Regions from separate parts of the Homo sapiens genome. Here region 1 is linked to region 2. Evidence: chromatin contacts called from ENCODE Hi-C or POLR2A ChIA-PET data. All regions are on one chromosome and are shown on one strand. The core of a region is the stretch at or near the end of the contact, and the rest is flanking DNA. Distances in the headings are between cores, read along the strand shown.

What was found. A loop is a pair of places that touch in the nucleus more often than their neighbours do. ChIA-PET counts read pairs that join two places held with the same protein, here RNA polymerase II (POLR2A). Pooled maps may share reads with other maps.
Region 1: a pooled map shows a loop between it and region 2 (3-fold over the local background). The contact joins the promoter of GIHCG here to the promoter of LRIG3 in region 2. A Hi-C loop is called at or near these places in 1 of 168 maps with a recorded cell type or tissue (gastrocnemius medialis), 3 of 37 single-sample maps with no recorded cell type and 9 of 50 pooled maps. POLR2A ChIA-PET finds 5 or more read pairs at or near these places in 2 of 52 experiments (MCF 10A and Panc1).

The regions. Positions count from the first base shown.
Region 1 is chr12:57,932,121-57,938,289 of GRCh38, forward strand. GIHCG (GIHCG inhibitor of miR-200b/200a/429 expression) reads right to left here and starts at 4,044. Exons shown (of 3, transcript NR_038269.1): 1 at 3,719-4,044; 2 at 3,350-3,433. RefSeq lists enhancers at 3,469-3,969, 3,970-4,470.
Region 2 is chr12:58,917,193-58,923,351 of GRCh38, forward strand. LRIG3 (leucine rich repeats and immunoglobulin like domains 3) reads right to left here and starts at 3,312. Exons shown (of 19, transcript NM_153377.5): 1 at 2,808-3,312. The coding sequence starts at 3,043. LRIG3-DT (LRIG3 divergent transcript) reads left to right here and starts at 3,512. Exons shown (of 6, transcript NR_183518.1): 1 at 3,512-3,598; 2 at 4,207-4,280. RefSeq lists an enhancer at 2,209-2,478 and silencers at 2,859-2,938, 3,359-3,468, 4,087-4,196.

The sequences.
Region 1 (6,169 bases), core at 2,794-5,293, 980 kb before region 2:
ATAAATAAATAGTACCAGCAAAAGTACCAATGATGGTTCTCATTGGTCAGGTCTGAATCAAGTGTAGGAATGGGGGCAGTGTGGGCAGTTGGGAATCAGCCTCACTTGAACCAGCTAAGGCTGGTGAGTGGTGGTTTCCTGAAAGGGATGTGGAGCAACCGAAAAATCAGGAATTATACACCATAATACCTATTTATGTATTTATTTATTAGATGGAGTCTCGCTCTGTTGTCCAGGTGGGAGTGCAGAGGTGCGATCTCGGCTCACTGCAACCTCTGCTTCCTGGGTTCAAGTGATTCTCCTGCCTCAGCCTCCTGAGTAGCTGGGATTACAAGCGCCCATCACCACACTCAGCTAATTTTTATATTTTTAGTAGAGACAGGGTTTCACCATGTTGGCTAGGCTGGTCTTGAACTCCTGACCTTAGGTGATCTGGCTGCCTTGGCCTCCCAAAGTGCTGGGATTATAGGTGTGAGCCACCACGCCCTGCTGATAATACCTGTTTATAAAAAGAGGATTTAAAAGCAACATTAGGAAATATTACTAAGTTGAAGTTCTAATACTATTTTTTAGATTATGAAGTTATTTTAGGGCTAAAGGTGAAAAGAAACCAGGCCATTGGGCAAGAAAACATGATGATAGACATTAAAAAGTTACTTGTAATTGAACAATATTTGTTAGAATTATAATGCTTATTCTTGATGTTACTCTTCCTCCATTTCTTGATCTCATCACTGCTTAGATTCTCCAAAATCTTGCTTCATAAATTTGTCCTGTTTTGCAGCTTAATCTTGTCTTTTATTTTTTTCCCCTGCTCCTAAGGAACCCCATTCCCCACCTCCCTAAACAAATCAACAAGCCTTTCAATTCTACTGCTTTTTATACCTCCTCTTCTTATATTCATTGGCCAATTGTTTAAAGTCATCAGTGATTTCCTTAATCATCAAATCCAATGAACTTGGACCCTCCTTGATGGCTTGCTGTCTCTGTAGTATTTGACAATATTGACAGAACTTTCCTTCTTGAAACCCGGAATCTTAGTTCCTATGAAACCCACTCTCCTGATGTTTCTCTTAGCTTTCTGATGACTTTTTCTCTGTTTACTTTGTTGGTTTTTCTTCTTCACCTTCTTTATATGTGGGTGATTCTCAAGGTTCTGGCTTCAAACTGTTTCACTATTCACTCTTTTTTTTTTTTTTTTGGCAGTTTCAAATACTTTCAAAAGAAGGGTATACACTTTTTTTTTTTTTTTTTTTTTTGAGACAAGAGTCTCACTCTGCTGCCCGGGCTGGAGGGCAGTGGCTGCCTCCCCTGCTCAAGTGATTCTCTTGCTTCAGCCTCCCATGTAGCTGGGATTACAGGTGTGCGCCACCACACCCGGCTAATTTTTGTATTTTTGGTAGAGACGGGGTTTTGTCATGTTGGCCAGGCTGGTCTCAAACTCCTGACCTCAAGTGATCCACGTACCTCAGCCTCCCAAAGTGCTGGGATTACAGGTGTGAGCCACCACACCCAGCCTACATCTTCTATTTAACTGCTTCTGATCAGTTCCTCTCCCAACACCTGTGTGATCTAATCCTAACTGTCCACTATCTAGAAAGACAGAGCTTAACTTCTTAACTTCTTCTAAAAAGATCTTTCCCTTCTGAATCCCATGGTACTTTTTTTTTTTTAATGGCACTACTTTAAAACTTGCATTAGCTCCTTATGTGTTAAGACTTGTCTTACTTTCTGGCCTATAAAGTCGCTTTTCCTTTTTCTTTTTTTTTTTTTTTAAGGAGATGGGGCCCCTGCTCTATAAACTTCTTTAAGAAGATTTTCTTCTTTTTAAACTTTTATTTTAGGTTTGGGGGTACACATGAAGGTTTGTTGTAAAGATTATTTCATCACCCACGTATTAAGCCTAGTACCCAATAGTTATTTTTTCTGCTCCTCTGCATGCTCCCACCCTCCACCCTCAAGCAGACCCCAGTGTTTCTTGTTCCCTTAAGATTTTCTAATTCAACTCTGCATCTCCTATACTGTAAAGCACAGTGTTTTGTATTTTTTCATTTGTTTTTTCAACATACATAAGCACTGACTATGTATTGTGCTAGGAGCTGGGTAAGTGGTTAAAAAAAACCCCGTGCTTTCTGCCCTCAGACAGTTTAGAGTCTCGTGAAAATACATATTGTGATATATAATCAATAAAACTTTATTGAAAGAATGAATCTTACATCTTAAACTCCTTTTTCATCTTCTTTCCCCAAACTCCTGACCTACATTCCTGCGCCCTTTCCCCTGATAAATCCCACAGATTTCTCAAATCCAGCAGCTGAATTGGATTCATGTGCTATGGATACACATAAATAAGTTTGCCCCATGTTCAAGAAACTCACAATAAAGCACCTTCTCTCCCCAAACCTTCTGCTGATTTTAGTATCAATGTTACTAACTCCTTCTTATTACCAAGGGGAAATCTTGGTATTCTTTTTGACTTCTTCCTCTTTTTCATATTTAATTCTTTAATTCAAGCAATTATCCCTCTTGTTGAGGTCCTTTCACCTATAGCAGAGGTTGAAAATTAGTGACCCACAAATTGTATCTAGCTAGTAGAGGTGTTTTGTTTTGTATAATATTATCAAAAATATGATTTTCCTGTTTCTCCTGAAAAATCAGGCAACACTGAGTCCTTATTTTTGCAAGAATTGGCTGGAGTTTTAGATGGGACAGCTCAATCAACTCTAACATTCCAATCTCTATCACTCCTTGCTTTTGTCACATTCAGTCCATTTCCTCACTTATGAAACTTTCTTAGTCCCTAATTTAGGCATCTGAGTTTGCCGTCTCTGGCCTATATGATCATAGACTGTCAGTAGTGGAAGAGATATTAAAAGATCAACTCGTCTAACAGTCTCCTGCTTCCTCTCCCCACTCTTTAAGAGACGGAGAAATGAGGTCTAAAGAGCTTACATTACCCAATCAATTTCATACAGCTAATGTGTAACAGGATTCTATAATATGCCATTAGGCCTCCTCCCTCATACGGATCATGTTAAACTTATATTTTCCCTTTGGTTTAATTGCTAGGAACCTCAGAGCCCAATTTGTGGCACCCCTCTAGTAAATACACGGACCTTTTGGTATGAAGTTTTGGGGTATTAATATACCCCTGGCTTTATTTTGTTTTCCAATTACCTTTACCTCAGTTTCTCTTCATCATTTTCTCCTATTATAGTGTGTATTTTTTTTCCCCAAGCATACTCAATCTTTTGTGAAAGAGGTACATCCGTACAGGCGTAAACTGTCGGGCTGTATTGTCTGGCTCCCAATTTCTTTCTTTCACTGTCATTCTGCTTTGGCTACTCACATTCTCTGTTTTCCTTGACAGCCAAACTTCTTGAAAGAATTGTCTTCACATGCTGTGTCCACTTCATCCTGTCTTTTCAATTCACTGTAAACAGATTTAAAGCCTTCAATGCCTTCTTTGTTGCTATGATATTAATACCAAAATTATATTGTATTCATCCATATATGAAGGACACAAAATGGTTTTCCCTAAATTATCTCAACTATGAAAAAATATGCAGAGAAAAAAATTAATAGGTAATGCATGAAAATGTTACTTCTGGGTAGCTGGATGACTGGTGAGATTTATTTTCTTTTAAAAATTTTCCACAGTTTTAAAAACAAGCGCATTAGAACACATCCCGATGTAAATTAGAAATTCTCAACTTACATTTTCTAAAAGGAGGCAGAAAACTAGAGAAGCGACAGTGAGGAGCCACTGGGCCACACTTCATTTCACCTTAAGACTGACTCAGAGAAAAACAAGAGGGTACGACTCAGATCCCCGGGGCCAGCAGCAGGGCCGCGGGGCACGACTGGATAACCGCTTGTGAAGAAAATTTTAAGAGAGCCCTCACGACCCTTTAGCGCATCCTAAAAGACCTCTGAATATCTCTGCCTCTCCCGCTAACGGCTCCAAACCGCAGATAACGGTCAATCGCCTCCGGTTGTCCTGGTAACAGCCAGCAACCACAACCCTGCCTGCGTAACTCCTCCCAGAACACCGTGCGTCTTATCGCTTCACTTCCGGGTTCGGAGGGCCGACTTCTTCCGGAAGTATCTGCCTGCCAGTCACCTGGCGTTTTCTGGCTGTGTGGCTTTACTAGACAGAATGTGGCGTATTGTTGGGCAGGGCCCTGAGGACCCTTTTGTTGTTTCCCCCCCGTTTAACAGGACTGGAAAGCTAAGCAAAGGCTTTACTCTCACGGAATTGGATGAATTGGACGTTAGTTTTTAAAAAGCCGAAGGGTACATGTTAGCTTTATTTAACCATTCCACAATGTATATATATTTCAAAACATGTTTTATACTATAAATATAATTTTTATTTGTCAACTAAAAAACAGCATTAAGTGTTAAAAGCTGTTAAGTCAGAATATAGAGATGAATCTTTGAAATTAGAATGCTTTATTTGGGAAGAAAATAGTAATTTGGGGCATATATGTAGACTGGGGTGGTCTTCGGGATGTCTGAAGAGTGAAGAGGTTAGAGACTTTATAAGAAGGAGAAATGTTACGTATTGGTCTCCAAGAGAGTTTATTGGCACTATTAATGTTTTGGTGGGGTTGGCAAACTGATTGCTGAGTGACGGTGGTGGGTAAAATTAGTCTTAGAATTGTAGCAGACTGTCTTAGTAGCCTTTAGATTAAATTGGTTTTAAGTGTTAGCAGGCAGTTTCAGCAGCCAGGCCTGTAGAGAATTATATTTTTCAAGTGATATTTGTGACCTGAATGTTTTTTCCCTCTGGCCTCTCCACTCTTTAACTGGTATGACAAAAGTGACCCGATTTATATGATCAACTTTCACAGCTGACAGGTGGTAAACTCTTTACAATTATATGTAATTTATTTGTTACTGTGATAGATTTATACAATTTTAAATAATTTAGTTCCCATTAAAAAAGCAATTATTTTTGCTTTAGAAAATGAAGGCCAAAAAAACCCCCAAAACACAAAACCTCCAAATCCTACCCATTTAAGGACAACCAATGTGAATACTTTGTAGGAGTCTTCCAGACCCTTTCTATGAATTATAGTAAGTACAAATTCAAAATGGAATCATACTGTATATGCTAGTTTGGAACTTAAAAAACTTTTTTTTTTTTGAGACAAAGTTACTGTGTTGCCCAGGCTGCAGTGTAGTGGCCCGATCTCGGCTTACTGCAACCTCTCCACCACCTGGGCTCAAGCAATTCTCCTGCCTCAGTCTCCTGAGTAGCTTGGGATTATAGGCGGCGCCACCACACCCAGCTAATTTTTGTATTTTTAGTAGAGATGAGGTTTCACCATGTTGGTCAGGCTGGTCTCGAACTCCTCATCCCAAGTGATCTGCCTTCCTCGGTCTCCCAAAGTGCTGGGATTACAGGCATGAGCCACCCGCGCCCAGCCTGAATTTTTTTTTTTTTTGAGCTGTTGTCTTGCTCTGTCGCCCAGGCTGGAGTGCAGTGGCGCGATCCCAGCTCACTGAGGCAGGAGAATTGCTTGAACCCAGGAGGCAGAGGTTGCAGTGAGCCGGGATGGCGCCACTGCACTCCAGCCTGGGCGACAGAGCAAGACTCTGGCTCAAAAAACAAAAAAACAAAAAAACAAAACAAAACACCCAAAAACTTTTAATGAACATATTTTGTTTAAAAAAGACACTTAACATGGTTGTATATATTCCATTATACCTCTTGTTGGATATTTAAACAATTGATGTCTTCCCCTGCCGCCCCTTTTTTTTGAGGAGGAGGTGTCTTGCTGTATCACACAGGCTGGTCTTGAACTTCTGGGCTCAGGCAGTCCTCCTGCCTTAGCCTCCCAAATAGCTATGATTACATGCCACTGGCCTGGCCATTTTTGCTCTCAATTAGTGCTGCAATGGAGAAATGAAAATCCTTATAGCTAAATCTTTGCCCTTGCTCTAATTTCTTTGTGGTAATTCTTTTTCTTTTTAAAACTCATTTGTATTTGCTGTTCATTATCTCTTCCTTAATGTGTTTTTATTCCATACCTATGTCTTTATACTGTATACAGATGAAGTTACACATGGCATCCAAAGCCCACTTGATTTTTTAAAGTTTATTTTTCTGATTATAAAGGTAATACATGCTTATTGAGGAACATTAGAAAATTTCAGGAGA
Region 2 (6,159 bases), core at 2,062-4,561:
ACCAGCAGAAACTACCTTTGGGACTTTCGCCTGGGTCCTGTTGAGAACTCAAACATTTCTACATAAGACAAATAATTCTGAAATGCCAGTGAGAATTTAATAATACTGGAAGTTCTCATTGGCAATTTAGCAACTTTTCCGTCTCTGGGCTAAATAACATTCTAACAAGCATTCCTCTTTAGGTTGAGAACTGTTTAAGCGCAAACTCTTGACATAAACTCTAGCTTGCCTTTAATGGCAGTTGTGAGCAAGGCTTGGCGTAGTTACTGGGTTGTTTTTTTTTAGACAAAGTCTCGCTCACATAGTTACTCTTTAAGAGCCACTTTCATTAAAGCATTAGAGGTTATTTTCTAAAAGGAGTACTGATACAGTATTATTATTTTACAGCTCAAACTATTCGACTTTTCACACATGGGACTCCTATAGTAATAAATCACAACCAAATAAAGTGGAAAAAATACATACACACGTAATTTTTCTTAAACTTGCAAATTCAACAAATGAAACAAAAGATAGACACTGAACTTTTTCTGAAAAGTGCTTTCATAAGCCAGTCCAAAGACAAACTCCTACTATTTTGATTACCCAAGGAAAGGGAAGGTAAGATATGGGGAACAAAAACATGCATTTTTCTATTTATATCTGAACTCGGAAATCATCTCCTTAAGACGATTTTTCTAATTACGAAAAACTTTAGTAGCTTTTTAGACCACCTATTCTAAAATACCAAATAACAGAGAAAGTAAAACTCAATTCCACGTGTTTTTCTGCTCCTTTCAAAAGTGGAAAGAGGAGACCTCTAGAGCTTTAGGTACAAACAAAAGAAATATTTACAATAAAGAATCCAGACCACATGGTTTGGTGACACCTACAAAGATGGTTAAAAGTCACAGAAGTACAGGAATGACAGAGCTGTCCAATAAGTGATCACAGCAGGGTTCCTGACAACAGACTGAGTGCTTATTTATACAAGTGGAACTTATTTTCACATACATTTAAGGAATGTGGGCTAGTATTGAGACAATTTACTGCTGGTGGAAATGTAATTAAAGACTGTGCTAACCAAATAAACTCTAATTTGTTTTTAGTGTGCCACCAAATTATCTGCAAAACAAAATCCTAATTAGGTCAGCTACTTTTAAGACAATGTTTAAATAGGTATCGAACCCCTTTTGGTTCAACTCAACTTCTGATCAAGGGCAACACAGATTTTTTTTCTAAACATCTAAATCCAGGAAAAAAGAAAAAAAGTACTGCACACTAGCATGATCACAATAGACAACTTGACATTGAAAAACTATCGAATACAAGTTAGATGCCGTGAATAATCTAAGCATATCTAAATACACTCCAGGAAGCACTGTATTCATTTTCTCTTTCTCATCCCTCTATTATTCCTAAGTGTTCACCTCCAGTCATTTACATGTTCAGTTCCATATGTTGTCAATAGAGCCATTCACTCATGAATAAGGCAGCATGACCTCCACAAGAGGCAATTTAACAGAATTAGCCACAACTAATTGAAAGTCTCCCTGCTTTCGGTTAAAGACCTTATCTCCTCTTCCAATTGCAATAAAAACTACTAAATAAAACGTCCCAAGAAATTAAATATCAATCCAATACTAATTCTACTTTATTAAACTAAGGCTTATTAAAAACACAAGGAATATACTTTCTGATGGCCAACAATTCTACATTCACAAAAGTTATTTAGATTAGCACAATAATTTTAAAATATAAATTCTTAAACACCTGACCAAACCTCCTACCACATTAGGGCATTGGAATAGTTCACTAGAATTGTTTTAAAAACTTAAAATTTTCATTGCAATTCTGCTAAGTCAAAATATAAGATTACGTATGAAGTGCACTTTTATTTTAAACAGAACAACTACTTTAAAAAATACAAATTTTGATTGTTTACTTTTTACAGCACTCCAATTTTAAAACTGGGACTGAGGAAGAAAAGAGATGACATTTGGAAAAGATCAGCATTTCCAACTAAATTACATTTTCTTCCTTGTTCTTCACGCAGTTGGCAGTGATTTCAGGTTTTCAGACTTCGCAGCTAAAAATCCAAAAACTTGCATAAGAGCTCCCTGCGCTCTCCCCTAAACCGTCTGGGCGTTCTGAGGAGCTACAGAAATCACGCCCTTGATTCTGGATAATCGAGTTCCGCCCTTTCCATAGCTACCGACCAGTCTTTACAATCTGGTTGAGGAGTGGGAACTTACGGTCTGCTAATGTGAAAAAGCAAGCAGAGGGAGAACAACAGAAGTACGTCCACCATAACTTGGAGAATGACCGAATTCTGTTGAGGGGGCTTCCCAAATGAAAAGCCTGACTTCAGTTACTGGGTGGGAACAGGAAAAGGAGTCTGACGCAGCTAGAAACTAAAACTGAACCAGACTCATAACTCAGCGAGAACTGCAAACTCCTGATGTGTGCAGGTTGCCGCTTATCTCCCCTGGGCCTGGCAGGAGCAAGCATTTGAACCCCTTGGCTAGCTTAGGGCGCAGGACTTCATCCCCAATCTCTGGCGTCGTTACTGGCCCCCAACCCTGGTCTACCTGCAGCCAGTTAGGACGCGCCAAGAGCCCACCTGCGCCGCCCGCAAAGCACGTGGGAGGGAAACTGAGGCCCGGACAGTTCTTTTTCCACGCCCACGGAGCGCCGATCGCGGCCTGGGCCAGAAGGAGCTATACGGCAAAAAGGGGACTGCACGCCGAACCCCATTCCCCGCCGGCTCCTGTTTTCTCGAATCTCCAGCGGCCCGGGCCCCCTCCCCCCGCGGGAAGAATACTTACAGCCGAGCGACCCAGGACGGGAGTGGCTCGGGAAGACGCGCTAGCCGCTTACGACTGCAGTCCAGCAGGTCCCCGAGGCAGCGGCAGGTAGTGGGGCATGGGCGCTCGGCGGCTACCCCAGAGGGCTGCCCGAGTTCCCCGCGACCGCCGCTGTCTGACCGGCCAGCGCGCCCCAGCACCGCGCACAGCAGCAGCCCCAACCCCGCGGCGCGCGCACGGAGGCTCGGCGCGCTCATCGCGGTCCAGCGGCCTAGGTCTCTACCCGAAGCTCCCAGCCGGCGCGCGCTCGGGGCCCGGCACAAACTTCCAGCCGAGGGTGCACGCCCGCCCTCGCGGTCGCGTGCGCGCTCCTCCCTCGCGCTGCCCGGTCAATTCCTTCTTTTACTCCCGGCGGCGAAGCCCTTTCATGCCCCCAAACAGCAGGAGGGAAACCGAAAAGAACTGCCAACTGCAACAGAGTTGCAGCTTGAGCAGCGTCGGCTCGCCGAAGCCCCTTCTTGTCTGCAAAAGAAACTTTTTCGCCTCCACCCCGCGGCACTGCGCCAAGTCCCCGCGCGGCGGAGTAGCAAGGCGGGCGGGTAGAGGCCGACGCGCGCCCATTGGCCGACTCGGCTGCGGGCGTCCCCGTGGCCACGTGACAATAACACCGCTCCAGCCGGGGGCCTACGCGCGGGAGAAAGTGGAGCTGAGATTGTAGGAAATTCAGAGTTATATTTTCCAGCCTCTCCAGCCAGAAGTCTCCACTACGTCGTGGGAAACATATATCAAATGGAGTTGAAAGGCAAAAGGAAGTGAGCAAATACTGGGCTAGTTCTCGGAGTTGGAGGTATTTAGGAGAACTTCAGGGAAGTAAAGTTTAATTAGCAGTGTTTTCAGGAAACTTTTCAATTCCAAATTAAAGACACTGATAAATTATCCTACCATCCACAGATGAAAGAGTGGTTTCAATGAAAACAGCTCTTTCAACGTTAATGCTGGTGGGTGTTCCCCCATACATCGGCTTCAAAAGTAAAAACAATAATAAAACGTAAAACTCGTGGTTTTGGAAAGTGTATATTGAATTACAAATAGCCAGCCTTCGTGCACTGGATAAAGCTGGGCGGGGTGGGGGATGGGAGATGACCTTCTAATAGACCTCGATGGCAATCATAGATTCCTGGTAATAGTAATAATAAAAGTAGTCACAGTGACATTTCAAAGTAAAATGAAAACTAAGACCTTGGAGGAAAAAATTAGTATATGCACCTTGGTCCACTTGCGCTTTGAGTAATGACACATGTTGATTGAGAATGCTACCAGGGTAAAAGTACCTCCCGGCCTCCTCAGCTGGGGGAGTGGATGTTTGGGGCTGGATTCAGGCTACAGGACTTCCCAGTGAAGTTTGTTCCTTAACTTACAGGTGATCAGCGCCACAAGATGTTGAAACTAATGGAGACCGCAGAGATCATGTGCTAAGGGGCCTTCCTCCTCTGGGTAAGGAAATAGACCTAGAGAACGTAACTAATGTGTTTGTTGCAAAAAAAATAAAAATAAAAGCAAGACAGAAAACATGAACAAACCAAAAAACAAACCCTGGAAGCTTAAAGTAAGTTTTCACTTCTATACATTGTTTATTGCATGCTGTCTGCCCAAGCTTGTCTGTCCTTGGAGTTGCGTAAACTGCTCATGATTGAGGAGTGGAGATAGCTTGTGGAGTTGAGACTTTAACCCTGACTCTAAGGCCCATTGATTTTTCACTGTAGCAAATCACTCCCACTTACGGGGGAAGGAAAAGACTCACTTTGAAGTTAACACACCCTATTTTAGATATGGTATCCCATTTTCTTATTTCCAGCTACCATTAACAACAACGCTACTACCTTTTTGGATGATGTATAATTATAATTAGAAAATATCTATAATGATGGCACCTTGGTTTTGAATTTATGATTTTGTCTGCTTGGGAGTAGACAAAACACACTACAGTCATAGTAAGGATTTTCCAGCTCAGTATCCCCCATCTATTTTTATTTATTTTTTTTATTTTTTTATTTTTGAGATGGAGACACTCCAGTCTGTCACCCAGGCTGGAGTGGGGTGCAGTGATGCGATGTCGGCTCGCTGCAACCTCTACCCCCTGGGTTCAAGCAATTATCCTGCTTCAGCCTCCCAAGTAGCTGGGATTACAGGTGCCCACCACCACACCCGGCTAATTTTTTTGTATTTTTAGTGGAGACAGGGTTTCACCATGTTGGCCAAGCTGGTTTCTAACTCCTGACCTCAGGCTATCCGCCCGCTTTGGCCTCCCAAAGTGTTGGGATTACAGGCGTGAGCCACCACACCCGGCCCCCCATCTATTTCATACAAGGAAAATTAGGTATAATTCATTGAAGTTTTTAAAAAGAAGAAAGATTCCATTGTACACATGCCATTATGCATAAGCAAGGTAACATCAGTATGGAGGCTTGCTCTTGAGACATGAGACATATGACAGGGATATAAATGTGCTACCATTTTGGGGAGTTTTGGCTCATTTCCTTTTCTCATTCTTTATTCTCCTTGTATAATTTCATCTTCTTCCATGAATTCCATTTACATTTACATGCTGACATATACAACATCCATATTTCAGCCCAGGTCTTTTTCCTAAACTCGAAATCCATATGTGCAATTACCCACAGGTCATTAAAAATTGGATGTTCAAATGTAACATGTCTAGAATTAAATTTCACCACCCTTGAAACTGACTTGTTTCCTCCTGAATTCACTGTCTTAAAGAGTGGATACTTCCCTCCATCCAGATGAATGCCCCAGAAACCTGAAAGTCACCTTAACATTACTTCATTCTCACCACCACCACCACCACCACCAGAGTCAATCAATTAGCAAGTCATGTTAAAGCTAGCTCCTAAATGTATCTTCTCTCTGTAGAAATTATGCAAATCCAGACCACCAGCAGCTCTTGCCACCTATCAGGCATTCCACTGCTTTCTCCTCAGGGCAGTTAAGTGATATCTCTGAAGGTCAAATCTGAGCCTGTGACTCAACTGACCAGTTCTTTTCTTGGGTTCCTAGTGTCTTGAGAATAAGGTTCAAATTCTTTAGAGTGACTTATACAGTTTTGTTTGTTTGTTTTGGCATTGAGCCTCTATTTATCTCTTTAATTCATTGTCTTTCATCATTTTTCTCCTACTCTAGGAGCTACTTGCAATTCTCTTCCCAGCTGTACTCTTGCCTTCAGCCCTCTTGCAAATGGTTCTTCTGTCCAAATCATTCTCTGCTCCTTCTTCTGCCTGGTTGATGGCATTCCTTCTTTGGCAAACACTTCCCTGAGTCAGGTTTAACTATCTATACCTCCAGTATACTTCCAGCA